Regions from separate parts of the Homo sapiens genome. Here regions 2 and 3 are each linked to region 1. Evidence: chromatin contacts called from ENCODE Hi-C or POLR2A ChIA-PET data. All regions are on one chromosome and are shown on one strand. The core of a region is the stretch at or near the end of the contact, and the rest is flanking DNA. Distances in the headings are between cores, read along the strand shown.

Region 1 (4,255 bases), core at 664-3,163:
AGTGATGAAATTAATTGCATAGAAGATCAGTGCTACACGATTTCAGAGGTGGGAAAAATCCCTAAAGGTTAAAAATAGAGGTCAATATTGAAAGAGAAAACTTAGATAAGTAGAGAACTGAAGGAAGTGGATGAAGTGAGCAAAGACCTGTCTACAAAATTTCATCTTAAATTTGGCATAGAACTTGTATTAATTACTATTTGTAGCATGACAACAGCGAAGTATACAGATGTGCCTTTTCCTGGATGGGAGGTAAACAGTATGAAAATGGACTGCCTGTGTTCAAATCCAGGCTCTGCCATTTACTAACTGTGTAAGCTTAAGCAAGGTATTTTACTGAAGTTACTGTGCTTGTTTCCTCATCTGTAACATGAAGATAACTGTACCTACCTCCTGAATTAATTATATATATGTAAGAAGATTAGAACAGAGTCTCATACATGAAAGGACACAAACGCCAGTTATGATTCTTATTATTTATATAGCCAAAGGGCAGATAACCATATCTAATTGTTGGGCAGTCTGACCAACAAACAAGGAAAAAGTCTCCTACCCCAATGCCTACCCAAAGGCCCTAAGGAAGGCTGAACTAGATGAACTGAGAATCCATAGTATGGTAACAATTCACTCCTATAAGAGTCTACATAAGCAGAAACAATTCCTACTTATCCATGGATTCATGTGATCCAAAAGCAAAGTCCAGCTCACTTCATAGGGTGCGCCATACCTACATCACAAAGAGAGCCAGGGGGTTATGGGCACCAGTTTTGGAATCAATAGGCCAGAAGTCAAATACCAGTTCCGCTACTTACTAAATGCACTAAATGTGCGAAATTAGGCAAATTATCAATGCTGTCCTTTTTTTTTTTTTTTTTTTTTTTTTGAGACAGATTCTCCCTCTTGTTGCCCAGGCTGGAGTGCAATAGCACGATCTCGGCACACTGCAACCTCCGCCTCCTGGGTTCAAGTGATTCTCCTGCCTCAGGCTCCCGAGTAGCTGGGATTACAGGCGCCTGCCACCACGCCCGGCTAATTTTTTGTATTTTTTTAGTACAGACGGGGTTTCACCATGTTGGCCAGACTGGTCTCGAACTCCTGATCTCAGGTGACCCGCCCGCCTCGGCCTCCCAAAGTGCTGGGATTACAGGCGTGAGCCACCGTGCGCGGCCTCTATGCTGTCTTAAGTCCCATTTCCACAACTGTAAAATGTGAGTAACAGGTCCTATATAATAGGAAATGTGTGAGGATTTAAATGACTATACACGCAAAACGCCTAGCCCAGTGCCTGTTACTTATATAAATAAACCTCAGTAACAATTATTTTAGTCCTAAGTAAAGCCACCAGTGTGTTTCCCCACAAATCCAGCGCAGATTTGTCCAGAACCAATCAGTGCTAGAAGTGATAACATTTTCAGTTATTAATAGAATAAGAATGGGTTGGCCGGGCGCGGTGGCTCACGCCTGTAATCCTAAAGAGTAATGCCTAAAGAGTAACTCGTAAAAAAAAGTAGTCCTAACAATGGACCTCTGGGTTTATGTTGGCCTCTGAGGAGTCTCTGGGGCTCTTACATTGCAGCCTATCCTCCAGAGCCAGGATCCAATCCCGAGTCGGGACGCGTGACTGCCCTTACCGCTCAGGTCAAGGGCTCCAGTTAAGCCTCCTGGACCACCCAACTCTACAATGAGGAATCATCGAGTCGCAGCTTTCGCCGCCCGTTGAAGGGCCGTGCCCGAGATCTATGCACAGAGGAGGCCACAGTTGCTCCCTTACAGACCAAAGGCCCGCAGGCAGGTTCCAGCAAAGAAACTGGACACGCTACCCTGGGTCCTCCTCCCAGATCACCTGAAATCCGTCCCTCCAGCCCCGCCACCTACGTGCTCCAGGCCTGTCTGGGCGCCGCCATCTTGCCCCGCAGAGATCGCGTTTCCGCCGCCGCCAGATTCCAGCTTCCGCCCCGCAGCCCAGCCCCGCCTCTCCCGGTCTTATCTCGGAGCATTCTGGGCTTTGCTTGTTCAGTGCAGCGGACTGGTGAGCGCGGTGCTGCGCGGCTGGCGGTTTATTACCCCCACGTAAGCTCTATACCATCACCCAGAACACACATCCTTTTTTTTTTTTTTTTTTTTTGAGACAGAGTCTTGCTCTGTCGCACAGGCTGGAGTGCTGTGGCGCAATCTCGGCTCACTGCAACCTCCGCCTCCCGGGCTCAAGCGATTCTTGTGCCTCAGCCTCCCGAGTAGCTGGGATTACAGGTGCCCGCCACCACGTCTGGCTAATTTTTGTATTTTTAGTAGAGACGGGGTTTCACCATGTTGGCCAAGCTGGTCTCGAACTCCCGACCTTAGGTAATCCGCCCGCCTCGGCCCCCCAAAGTGCTGTGATTACAGGATGTGCCACCGCGCCTGGCCCACACATGCTTCTGATGTACAGCAGGCACAGCCCCTTCTGCACTTACGACACCCCTGGCAGGGACACAGCGTTCCTCAGACGTCCCTCTGCACTCACCAGCCAGTGTTACCACATCCCACATCCCAGCACCCACGCCCACGGCAGCACACAGAAACGTGGACACACACACACACCCCAACGTGACGAATGTGTTTATGGAAGAGCTAGAAGGTAACCATGAAAAAGGCCCAAGGAAAGAACACTGCCAGTGTGCACTGCAGAAATAGTGGTGGTGAGAAGAGAGGGAATAAAGCTTCCTTGCTAGCAAGGTTATCATCTTCTCCAGAATCTTGCCTTTGTTCATCCCACTCTCCCTTCTTGGAAATCCTCCCTCTTTTCCCTGCCACCCCTGTCTCCAAAGGATAACTCTTTAAGGCCTAGCTGGCGTCAACTCTAAAACCTCTGCCAGCCACGCCTACTCACCAAACTTTCCTTGGATTCACCTGGAATCTCACCGCCTGCACCAGTTGTGTGGTATGCTAAGAACACACTGCCAACTACCAACTGTCACCGGTTACCTTTTCACAGGCTTATGTCCTGTTCCCTTGAATAGACTGTCAGTTCCTTGTGGGCACCAGACCTTGTACTTTGCATCTAAATACTGAGCACCCAACGTGTTGCCATGCACATAGTAGGACCTTAAGTAAATCATTTCTAGACCAAAGGACATCATGGGGCAGCCAATGTTAGTCCAGTGGCTTTCCAACTTTAACAGGCACCAGAATCAACTGGAAGTCTTGTTAAACCAGATTGCTGGGGCCAGGCACAGTGGCACATGCCTATAATCCCAGTACTTTGGGAGGCTGAAGCTGGCAGATCACCTAAGGTCAGGAGTTCGAGACCAGCCTGACCAACATGGTGAAACCCCATCTCTACTAAAAATATAAAAATTAGCAGGGCATGGTGGTGTCCATCTGTAGTCCCAGCTACTCAAGAGGCTGAGCCAGGAGAATCACTTGAACCTGGGAAGCGGAGGTTGCAGTGAGCCAAGATGGAACCACTGCACTCCAGATTGGGCCACAGAGCCAGACTCTGTTTCAAACAAAACGAAACAGATTGCTGGGCCTCAACCTCTGAGTTTCTGATTCAGTAGGTTTTTCTTTTTCTTTCTTTTTTTTTTTTTAAGACGGAGTCTTGCTCTTGTCGCCCAGGCTGGAGTGCAATAGCATGATCTCGGCACACTGCAACCTCCTCCTGGGTTCAAGTGATTCTCCTGCCTCAGCCTCCCGAGTAGCTGGGATTACAGGCGCCCGCCACCATGCCCAGCTAATTTTTGTATTTTTAGTAGAGACGGGGTTTCACCATGTTGGCCAGGCTGGTCTCGAGCTCCTGACCTCAGGTGATCCACCTACGTCAGCTTCCTAAAGTGCTGGGATTACAGGCATGAGCTACTGCACCTGGCCTGTTTCAGTAGGTTTCCTTTTTTTTTGTGACAGAGTCTCGCTCTGTCGCCCAGGCTGGAGTGCACTGGCGCAGTCTCAGCTCACTGCAACCTGCACCTCCCGGGTTCACACCATTCTCCTGCCTCAGCCTCCTGAGTAGCTGGGACTACAGGCACCTGTCACCATGCCGGGCTACTTTTTTGTATTTTTAGTAGAGACAGGGTTTCACCGTGTTAGCCAGGATGGTCTCCATCTCCTGACCTCGTGATCTGCCCGCCTTGGCCTCCCAAAGTGCTGGGATTACAGGCGTGAGCCACCGTGCCCAGCCGATTCAGTAGGTTTCTAATAGAGCCCCAAAATTTGTATTTCTACCAAGTTTCTAGGTGATGCTGCTGGTCCCGCACTATAGCAGATCTATAATCCTCTT
Region 2 (4,255 bases), core at 1,145-3,644, 850 kb before region 1:
ATAAGGCCATTGCAATGGTTCACACCTGTAATTCCAACACTTTGGGAGGCCAAGGTGGGAGGATCACTTGAGGCCAGGAGTTCAAGGCCAACTTGAACAGAGCGAGATGCTGTCTCAAAAATAAAAAAATAAGGCCGGGTGCGGTGGTTCACACCTGTAATCCCAGCACTTTGGGAGGCCACGGTAGGTGGATCACCTGAGGTCAGGAGTTCGAGACCAGCCTGGCCAACATGGTGAAACCCTGTCTCTACTAAAAATACAAAAAATTAGCTGGGCGTGGTGGCAGGCGCCTGTAATCCCAGTTACTTGGGAGGCTGAGGCAGGAAGACTCGCTTGAATCTGGGAGGTGGGGTTGCAGTGAGCTGATACCACGTCCCTGCACTCCAGCCTGGGCAACAGAGCAAGACTCCATCTAAAATAAATAAATAAATAAATAAATAAAAATAAAAATAAATTGGTAAGTGGAGGGAAAATAGATCTAACCAAATGACTTGTCTTCTTAAAAACTTCAATGATTTCTTCAGTACCTAGAGACCAAAGCTCCTTACCTTTTTTTTTTTTTTTGAGACGGAGTCTTGCTCTGTTGCCCAGGCTGGAGTGCAGTGGCGTGATCTCGCTCACTGCAACCTCCACCTCCCGGGTTCAAGCACTTCTCTGCCTCAGCCTCCCAAAGAGCTGGGATTACAGGCATGCACCACCACGCCCGGCTAATTTTTGTAGTTTTAGTAGAGATGGGGTTTTGCCATCTTGGCCAGGCTGGTCTTGAACTCCTGACCTCGTGATCCGCCCACCTTGGCCTCCCAAAGTTCTGGGATTACAGGCTTGAGCCACCGCGCCTGGCCTCTCCTTACATGTTTTGTTGTTGTCGCTTGTCTTTTGAGACAAGGTCTCACTCTGTAGCCCAGGCTGGAGTGCAGTGGCCCATCATAGCTCACTGCAGCCTTGACGTCCTGAGCTCAAGCAGTCCTCCCACCTCAGCCTCCGGGATAGCTGAGACCACAGGCACAAGCCACCACGCCCAGCTTATTTTTTTTTTTTTTTTTTTTGAGATATGGGGTCCCACTATGTTGCCCAGGCTGGTCTCCAACTCCTGAGCTCAAGCGATCCTCCCCCACCTTGGCTTCCCAAAGTGCTGGGATTACAGGTGTGAGCCACCGTGCAGGCCTTATATGATCTTCATATCCTGAACTAAATGTAACCTTCCAGTTTCGGCACTTGCTCTGGCACTTTTCCTCCCTCGCCAGATAATACTAATCTTTAATCATGTAGTTCGTTTCCATGCCCATACTACCCTATTTGCTTATAATGTCTTCCACTTCGCCCAAGAATCCCTACTCAGCTAGCTTGTGGTGTTGTTTTGACACAGTCTCGCTCTGTCGCCCAGGCTGGAGTACAGCGGCGAGATCTCGGTTGGCTGCAACCTCCTCCTGAGTTCAAGCGATTCTCATGCCTCAGCCTTTCGAGTAGCTAGGATTACAGGCATGTGCCACAAAACCTGGCTAATTTTTGTATTTTTTACTAAAGACGAGGTTTCACCACGTTGGCCAGGTTTATCTCCAACCCCTGACCTCAGGTGATCCGCCTGCCTTGGCCTCCTAAACTGCTGGGATTACTGGCGTGAACCACCGCGCCCGGCCCTACTCAGCCTTTAAAACCGGAATCACGGGTCAAAACTTTCTGGTAAACCACGATACGGTTTAGGTTATGAAATTCAATGCCCCCTTCCTCTGAACTCCTGCAAATCTCCAGTAAAGCACCACAGATTGACGAATATTCCAGCCATTTCCCTCTCCCGTACGCTAGCTCCATTTCCCACTTCTATCCATCTTCTCGAGCTTCCTCAGCTCCTCCACCTCCATGAGGCCTGGAAAGCACCTTGCTCCAGGAATGCGAGTAGGAGGCTCAGAGCGACCAGAAGTGCCAAAAGCTGACATTCAGATACTGCCGAAACAAACCACAAGAGCGCTAGGGCCCCCGCTAATAGTCCAGCTGCGATGGTGAGAACTCGCGGACCCGCCGGCGATGCATGCCGGGAGATGTAGTCCCGGGCCGACGCATTACCTCTTGGGAGTCGTGGTCTTCGATCTGGTAAACAGAAGACGGCAACTCGGTTAAGTCTTCCCCCACCGCCCCCTGAAATCCCTCGCCCCACCCGCGAGGGACTGGGGTAGGAGTAGGGGCGTTGCCGTGGTTAGCCTCGAACTCCTAGGCTCAGACGATACTCTCGCCTCGGCCTCCCGAGCAGCTGGGACTACACGCGTGAGCCACCGCCCCCGGCATAAAGTTTGAATTAGTCCTTACGCAAAAAGGGAAGAGGGCAGTCTGTAAACTCGCGCAGGATCAAGCTCTCGAGCTCCCGTCTTGGGTTAGCGCGCAGGGCGGAAGCGGGGAGAAGGCGGATCCGGGAGGCGGGGATACGTTACGTCGACGCGGGCGTGACCCTGGGCGAGAGGGTTTGGCGGGAATTCTGAAAGCCGCTGGCGGACCGCGCGCAGCGGCCAGAGACCGAGCCCTAAGGAGAGTGCGGCGCTTCCCGAGGCGTGCAGCTGGGAACTGCAACTCATCTGGGTTGTGCGCAGAAGGCTGGGGCAAGCGAGTAGAGAAGTGGAGCGTAAGCCAGGGGCGTTGGGGGCCGTGCGGGTCGGGCGCGTGCCACGCCCGCGGGGTGAAGTCGGAGCGCGGGGCCTGCTGGAGAGAGGAGCGCTGCGGACCGAGGTGAGTGTGTGAGGCGCAGGCTGGGCCCTCCAGAGCCGCGGCTCGTCCTCGCCCACCTGCGTCCTGGCCGGTCCAGTGCTCAGCGGCAGTTGGGGCCTCCGCGCGCAGTGTGAAACCCGGACGTGGCAGGGCGTGTCCGCGCCCGACCGACCCTCAGCTGCTGGGGCGAAAACACAAGTGGACCTCAGTCTTTAGAACTAGGGGAGAAACATTAGAGCCTTTATAGGCAACACCTATTTTATGGGTTCGAGCGAGAAGTCCGAGATCAGAGCGGTGTAGCCACAGCTGTTTAATATCACAGCCAGGGCTTCCGGATTCCTGATCTGTCTTTCCATTACACCGTGCTTAGAAAGTACCAATCTCCGATTGCCAAAACAGTGTTTTCATCATCTAATGCGGAAAACCATTCACATGATGCCTAGAGAATGATCTGAAGTGAGGTTTGGTTTTCTTAAAACTTTTTTTTTGAGATGGAGTCTCGCTCTTCCGCCCAGGCTGGAGTGTAGTGGCGCGATCTCGGCTCACTGCAACCTCCGCCTCCCGGATTCAAGCGATTCTCCTACCTCAGCCTCCCGAGGAGCTGGGATTACAGGCCCCCACCACCACGCCGCCAGGCTGATTTTTGTATTTTTAGTAGAGACGGGGTTTCACCATGTTGGTCAGGCTGGTCTCGAACTTCTGACCTCAGGTTATCCACCCGCCTCTGCCTCCCAAAGTGCTGGGATTACAGCCGTGAGCCACAGCGCCTGGCCCCTGTTTTTTTGTTTGTTTGTTTGTTTTTAACTTCTAAAGCGCAATGTAATATACATGTAGAAAAATTCACATTCACAACTGTATACAACTCCGTGAATTATTACAAAATATACTGGCCGGGCGTCGTGTCTCACGTCTGTAGTCCCAGCACTTTGGGAAGTGGAGGCGGGAGGACGATTGAGCCCAAGAGTTCGAGAACAGCCTGGTCAAGATAGTGAGACCCGCATCTCTACAAATAGGAAAAATTAGCTAGGCATGGTGGCGTGCACCTGTAGGCCCAGCTATTCAGGAGGCTGAGAAGGGAGGATCTAGCCTGGGAGGTATAAGCTGCAGTGAGCTGTGATCAGGCCACTGCACTCCAACCTGGGCGATAGAGCAAGACAAAATGAATATACACCTATGTAATCACCACTTAATAGAATGGTCCTCAGAAGCCTTCCTGTGTAGTATTTAATATTTTCCCCTTTTTACAGTGGTAACTGCTATACTGGTTTCTAATGAGATGAACTAATGTTGCTTGTTTTTGAATTTTATATAAAAATACATCAGGAGTGTTGAGTGTTTCGTTGTTTCACATGCTTGCCAACACGATATTTTTCAGCCTTTTTGATTTTAACTATTCTGCTGGTTACACAGTAATGTCTTAATGTGATTTTAATTTTCCTGATTAATAATGATGTTGGACATCTGTTCATATGTTTTTGCCCATTTTGATATCTTCTGTGATGTGCTTGTTCAAATCTCTTGCCTATTTTTCTATTATCTTTTTCTTACTGATGTGAAGTTC
Region 3 (4,255 bases), core at 1,303-3,802, 660 kb after region 1:
TTCAGATTTATTCTAGGGGTAGAACACACAAGATTTGCTGATAGATGGGATACAGTGTAAAACAGAATGAAAGAAGTCAAGAACGATTCCAAAGCTTTTGGCTTTAGTCAAAGAGGTAAATAGAAATGCCACTTGCTGAGACGTAAGATACAGGAGGACAGGCATGTTTGAGGGGAGAGGAATCAAGAACGGTTTTGGCTATGCTACTGGACATCCAAATGAAGATGCTGAAAAGGCAGCAGGATTATACAACTTTGGAGTTTAGAAAGAAATCATCCTCATCATGTTCTCTCCTGATTTCTATTTCCCAGGAGACAGAGTATGTTGTCTCTAAGACATTTACACCTCAAATACTATTTGGCCCTGTGTGACCTGCCTCTGGAAGTTCCTGGACGAACTTTCCATCCAAAGGCACAATGTAGTTAAAAAGGGGTAATGACTAGAAAGAGCAATAATTACTGCTGCTCAAATCTGGAAATAAAGCACTTTTGAAGCAGGAGGCAGTTAATGGCCTCTTGTAACCTAATATGTACCTAAGCACCTTAGGAACCAAAGAGCATTTCTCCTGTTCGGTGGGTGATCAAGGAAGGCCAAAAGCTACCTATTGTTTCAAAACTGTGTTCCTGAAAACCACAGGTGCAAGGAATCTTTACTGTGACAAAGTGGAGTTGGTGAGAGTCTAGGAGCACTATGTGCTAATGGTCCAACAGGAGATCAGAGTCAAGGATTCTGACGAGCTAAGTCAAGTGTAGCCACAGCTGCATTAATCCCTTTCAGAAACATATGTCCTTAGCTGAGTTGGGTACCCCCTCATCCATGTTGCAATAATAGGCAGCATATGTCTCTAGTATTATAATCTGTTCACGTGTATTTGTCCCCCAGTGTGTGTCCTAGGAGCACAGGCACTGTTTCTTATTCATCATTGTATTACTGTCCCAAGCAAAGAGAATGGCCCGTGTAGCCACCTAATAAGTATATCTGATGAAGCAATGGGGGAATTAATCCTTTCATGCAGTGTCAGGTCTTTCATTTAAAAACTTTTTCTCCTCCTCTATTTAAATGTTTAATGAGAGCATTTAATGACAGAAATTGGTTTTCTTGAGATGTCTGGAGGAAGTAGGATTCTCCTCTTAACCCAAAGGACTAGAACTGCTTACTGTGGAGGTATGATTTTAAAGAGACCCAGAGCTGCTAAAGGAGGAAGGGTGCACATTAACATGAAAATTCTTCGTGAAAGAACCCTACAGAAGAAGTCATCAAGAACTCTGCAAGGATGACTCGGTGACACTGTGAACAGCTGACGCACATGGTATCAGACACCACCAAGATTCCATAAGGCCCATCATGGTTACCTATCTAGCTCAGTATAAGATCTGATTAAGGGATCTGAATCATCTTTTTATGGTCCTTGATTTCTAGGACCTAAACATTAAGAGGAAAGTTAGAAATGATTTCCTTGGTCTTTGGCGGCTGGTATCAAACCAGTCACTCACGGATAAGAGCACAATGTTCACCGTTATCCCTGAAACCTTCATTTGTATTTCAGAGCACACAAGAGATGTCTGTCCCGGCCTTCTGCACTAGTCAATCCCAAAAGGACTATGCTAGTTTTTATGGGTTAGGTTTCAAGACAGTCTGGAAACTCTTCCGCCTACAGTTAGGTAACTTGGACACTTTGGATATAAGGTAATCAACCGCTTGGCTAGATTCAAAGGTTAGCTAACTACATGAGTTCCCTACAGGAATGAGAAATGAACGAATGATCACTAAGGGGAAAAAAAAGCATATGGTGTTAACTTGTTCAATGCCCCCAAAACCAGGGTTGACTTTCATCTAGAAAACAACACAAACATCTGGACAACTTCAAGCCCCTGGCAGGCTGAGAACTTCTTACTGCTTTGACCCTCTAAAATGAAGTCTTCGTGGGAATCAAAATGGGCCAAAGCTGAGCACAACTAAAAAGGAAAGCTCATCCTCCCACTCTGCACAGAGAGCAAAAGCAAGGGGAACTCCCCTAAATGACTGGATCACTGGGATCACCCAAGTAGCCCCACAGACATCGATGTCTATAGCCGGTGGTCATCTCTCTGCCTTCTCTCATCCTAAGCCCCTCTCGTGTAGCATCCAACCGAAGCCCACACGGATGGACGCCTGTCCACTTCCCCGGCCTCAGAAAAGATCCGGACCGCTCCTGTGCTGACTCCGCCTCGGCCCCGCGGCCCCTCGGCTCACCCCAGGCAGCCAGACAGTCGATTTGCAGAGGCAGCTTTTCTAGGATCGGCACTGGCTCGAAAGCGTCGTGCATGGCGGCAAGGGGAGAGTTGCCACCGCCGTCTCGCCCAGAGTGTTCCGGGCCGGGCTGGGGTCCGGAACGAGTCTGGGCTAAGGGTAGACCGGGATCCGGCCAGGAACCCCCCGGCTACAGGCCCTTCAACAACACAGCCATCGTCAACCCCGGACTTCCTGCTAGTTAGGCCCGCCTCTTCCGCAGCCGAAGTCCCGCCCCTTCCTCCCGGTGCACTCTAAATGAATTGTTTTGTTGCTGAGTTGCCATCGTCACTCTGGACCCATAGCTACTCCATCCCGAGTAGCCATGGGCTTACCATAGAAGGAACAAACTCTTAATCTTAGAACTGCTTTAGGCAGTGGGCGTGATGGTTAAAAACTCGGCCTTTGGCGTCGACCTCAGACGGAGATCTACCAATTAGGAAATTAGCTGTGATTTAGAAAATTTAATATTTCGATGCCATACTTTCCTAATCTGCAAAATTTTTGTAAATACCTGTGACCTAGTGTCGTGAGCGCTTAGCAACACCTGACACCCACTAAGCTCTCAGTAAGTGGTAGCTTTAGTATTACCATTATATCCCAATTAGTACAAGCACCTTACCTTAATGCTTTCATGGTTGTTCTAGGCCAGTGGTTCTGAAAGTGGTTCTAGACCAGCAACAACAGCAGTAGCAGCAGCACCTGTGAACTTGTTAGAAATGCAAAGTTTCAGGCCCATTCCAGTTCTACTGAATCTGAAACTCGAAGGGAACAGCAACCTATGTTTTAATAAACCCCAAGGTGAGTCCATGCACTTAAAAGCTTGAGAACCACCATTTTAGGTTAGGGTTGTTCAGCGATAGCACTACCGGCATTTAGGACAGGATAATTTCTTGTTGGGGGAGGGGGCATGTTCTGTACAATGTAAGATGTTTAACAGCATCCCTAACTTCCACCCACCAAATGCCAGTTATCTTCCCCACAGAGGTATAAAAATGTCTCTTTTCCGTATGTCCTCTGGGAGGCAAAATTACCCTGAGAACCACCATTTGAGGCCAATGCTTTTCAAATTTAACGTGCATACAAATCACCTAGAGACATTGTTAAAATGCCTCTTTTGATTCAGTAGGACCAGAGTAAGACCCTCAGTTGAGCACCAAAAATCTCCCAGATGTTGCTGGTCCCTGGATCACATTTTGAGTAGCAAGAGTTTAGGCAAGAGATGATTCACTAACTCTTGGAAGTCAGTGAAATAAGCCTCCTTTTAATTTGATGACCACATTCCTACCAATTCAACTTTCCAAAGCTGTGTCTTACATCCTAATATTCCTTTAGGAAGGTGTCATGGCTTTTCCTCCTATAGGACCTGGGACCTGTACTGTCTGCGGTTACCTTAGTATTCCCCTTGAAGACTTAAAAAACAACAAAGTTTGGGCTGCAAGAATGATCTATATCTGGTCATTTCCCCCTAGGAAAACATCGTAGGTCAAAAAATTAAGCATTTGGGTTTAAAGCAAAAATGTAAAAGAAAAAGGGTAAGTCTGTGATATGAAGTCAAAAAAACTGGTCCTGGTCATTTTATTTTTACACAATATCAGTTTCTTCATATGTAAATTAGGAATACTTGTCCCATCTTTACCAAATGCTGTTCTGATAATCAAGTGAAAAGTACTTTCAAGTAGTCAAAAACATGAAAATTGCTACACAAATCCTGTGTTATAGCTGATTTTCACCATAGAAGCTGATCACCTTCTTAAAAATTTAGAATTACCAGCTGTTGTGCTGGAAGGTCTAGTACCTTTTCGTTCAGGCCCAAAACCCTAAGGTTTATATTGTTTTACAGATTACTGCAAAGCTATCAATTTCTTCTGAACCTAAGAAATGACACACTATATCTATTCCCAGTAATACAGAAAGCTGTAAGTAGAATTATCAGGGCCCAGGCTATAGAACTTGAACTATACACTCCCGCTTAACACAATGGGCT

What was found. Hi-C counts contacts between places; a loop is a spot of excess contacts on that map. ChIA-PET counts read pairs that join two places held with the same protein, here RNA polymerase II (POLR2A). Pooled maps may share reads with other maps.
Region 2: a loop to region 1 is called in a pooled map, with 5 times the contacts of the local background. The contact joins the promoter of RAD51-AS1 here to the promoter of RPAP1 in region 1. A Hi-C loop is called at or near these places in 1 of 50 pooled maps. POLR2A ChIA-PET finds 5 or more read pairs at or near these places in 2 of 52 experiments (HCT116 and activated T-cell).
Region 3: a pooled map shows a loop between it and region 1 (8-fold over the local background). The contact joins the promoter of VPS39-DT here to the promoter of RPAP1 in region 1. A Hi-C loop is called at or near these places in 1 of 168 maps with a recorded cell type or tissue (CD8-positive, alpha-beta T cell) and 6 of 50 pooled maps. POLR2A ChIA-PET finds 5 or more read pairs at or near these places in 3 of 52 experiments (CD4-positive, alpha-beta T cell, Panc1 and activated CD4-positive, alpha-beta T cell).

The regions. Positions count from the first base shown.
Region 1 is chr15:41,542,344-41,546,598 of GRCh38, forward strand. RPAP1 (RNA polymerase II associated protein 1) reads right to left here and starts at 1,914. Exons shown (of 25, transcript NM_015540.4): 1 at 1,876-1,914. RefSeq lists a silencer at 474-674 and enhancers at 1,154-1,735, 1,669-2,058.
Region 2 is chr15:40,692,711-40,696,965 of GRCh38, forward strand. It overlaps RAD51-AS1 (RAD51 antisense RNA 1), which reads right to left and starts at 2,395. Exons shown (of 2, transcript NR_040058.1): 1 at 2,302-2,395; 2 at 1,024-2,085. RAD51 (RAD51 recombinase) reads left to right here and starts at 2,464. Exons shown (of 10, transcript NM_002875.5): 1 at 2,464-2,715. RefSeq lists enhancers at 1,454-1,633, 1,516-2,113, 1,994-2,143, 2,614-2,673, 2,711-3,308 and 1 more.
Region 3 is chr15:42,205,849-42,210,103 of GRCh38, forward strand. VPS39-DT (VPS39 divergent transcript) reads left to right here and starts at 2,553. Exons shown (of 3, transcript XR_932181.3): 1 at 2,553-2,836; 2 at 2,916-3,069. It overlaps VPS39 (VPS39 subunit of HOPS complex), which reads right to left and starts at 2,456. Exons shown (of 25, transcript NM_015289.5): 1 at 2,233-2,456. The coding sequence starts at 2,305.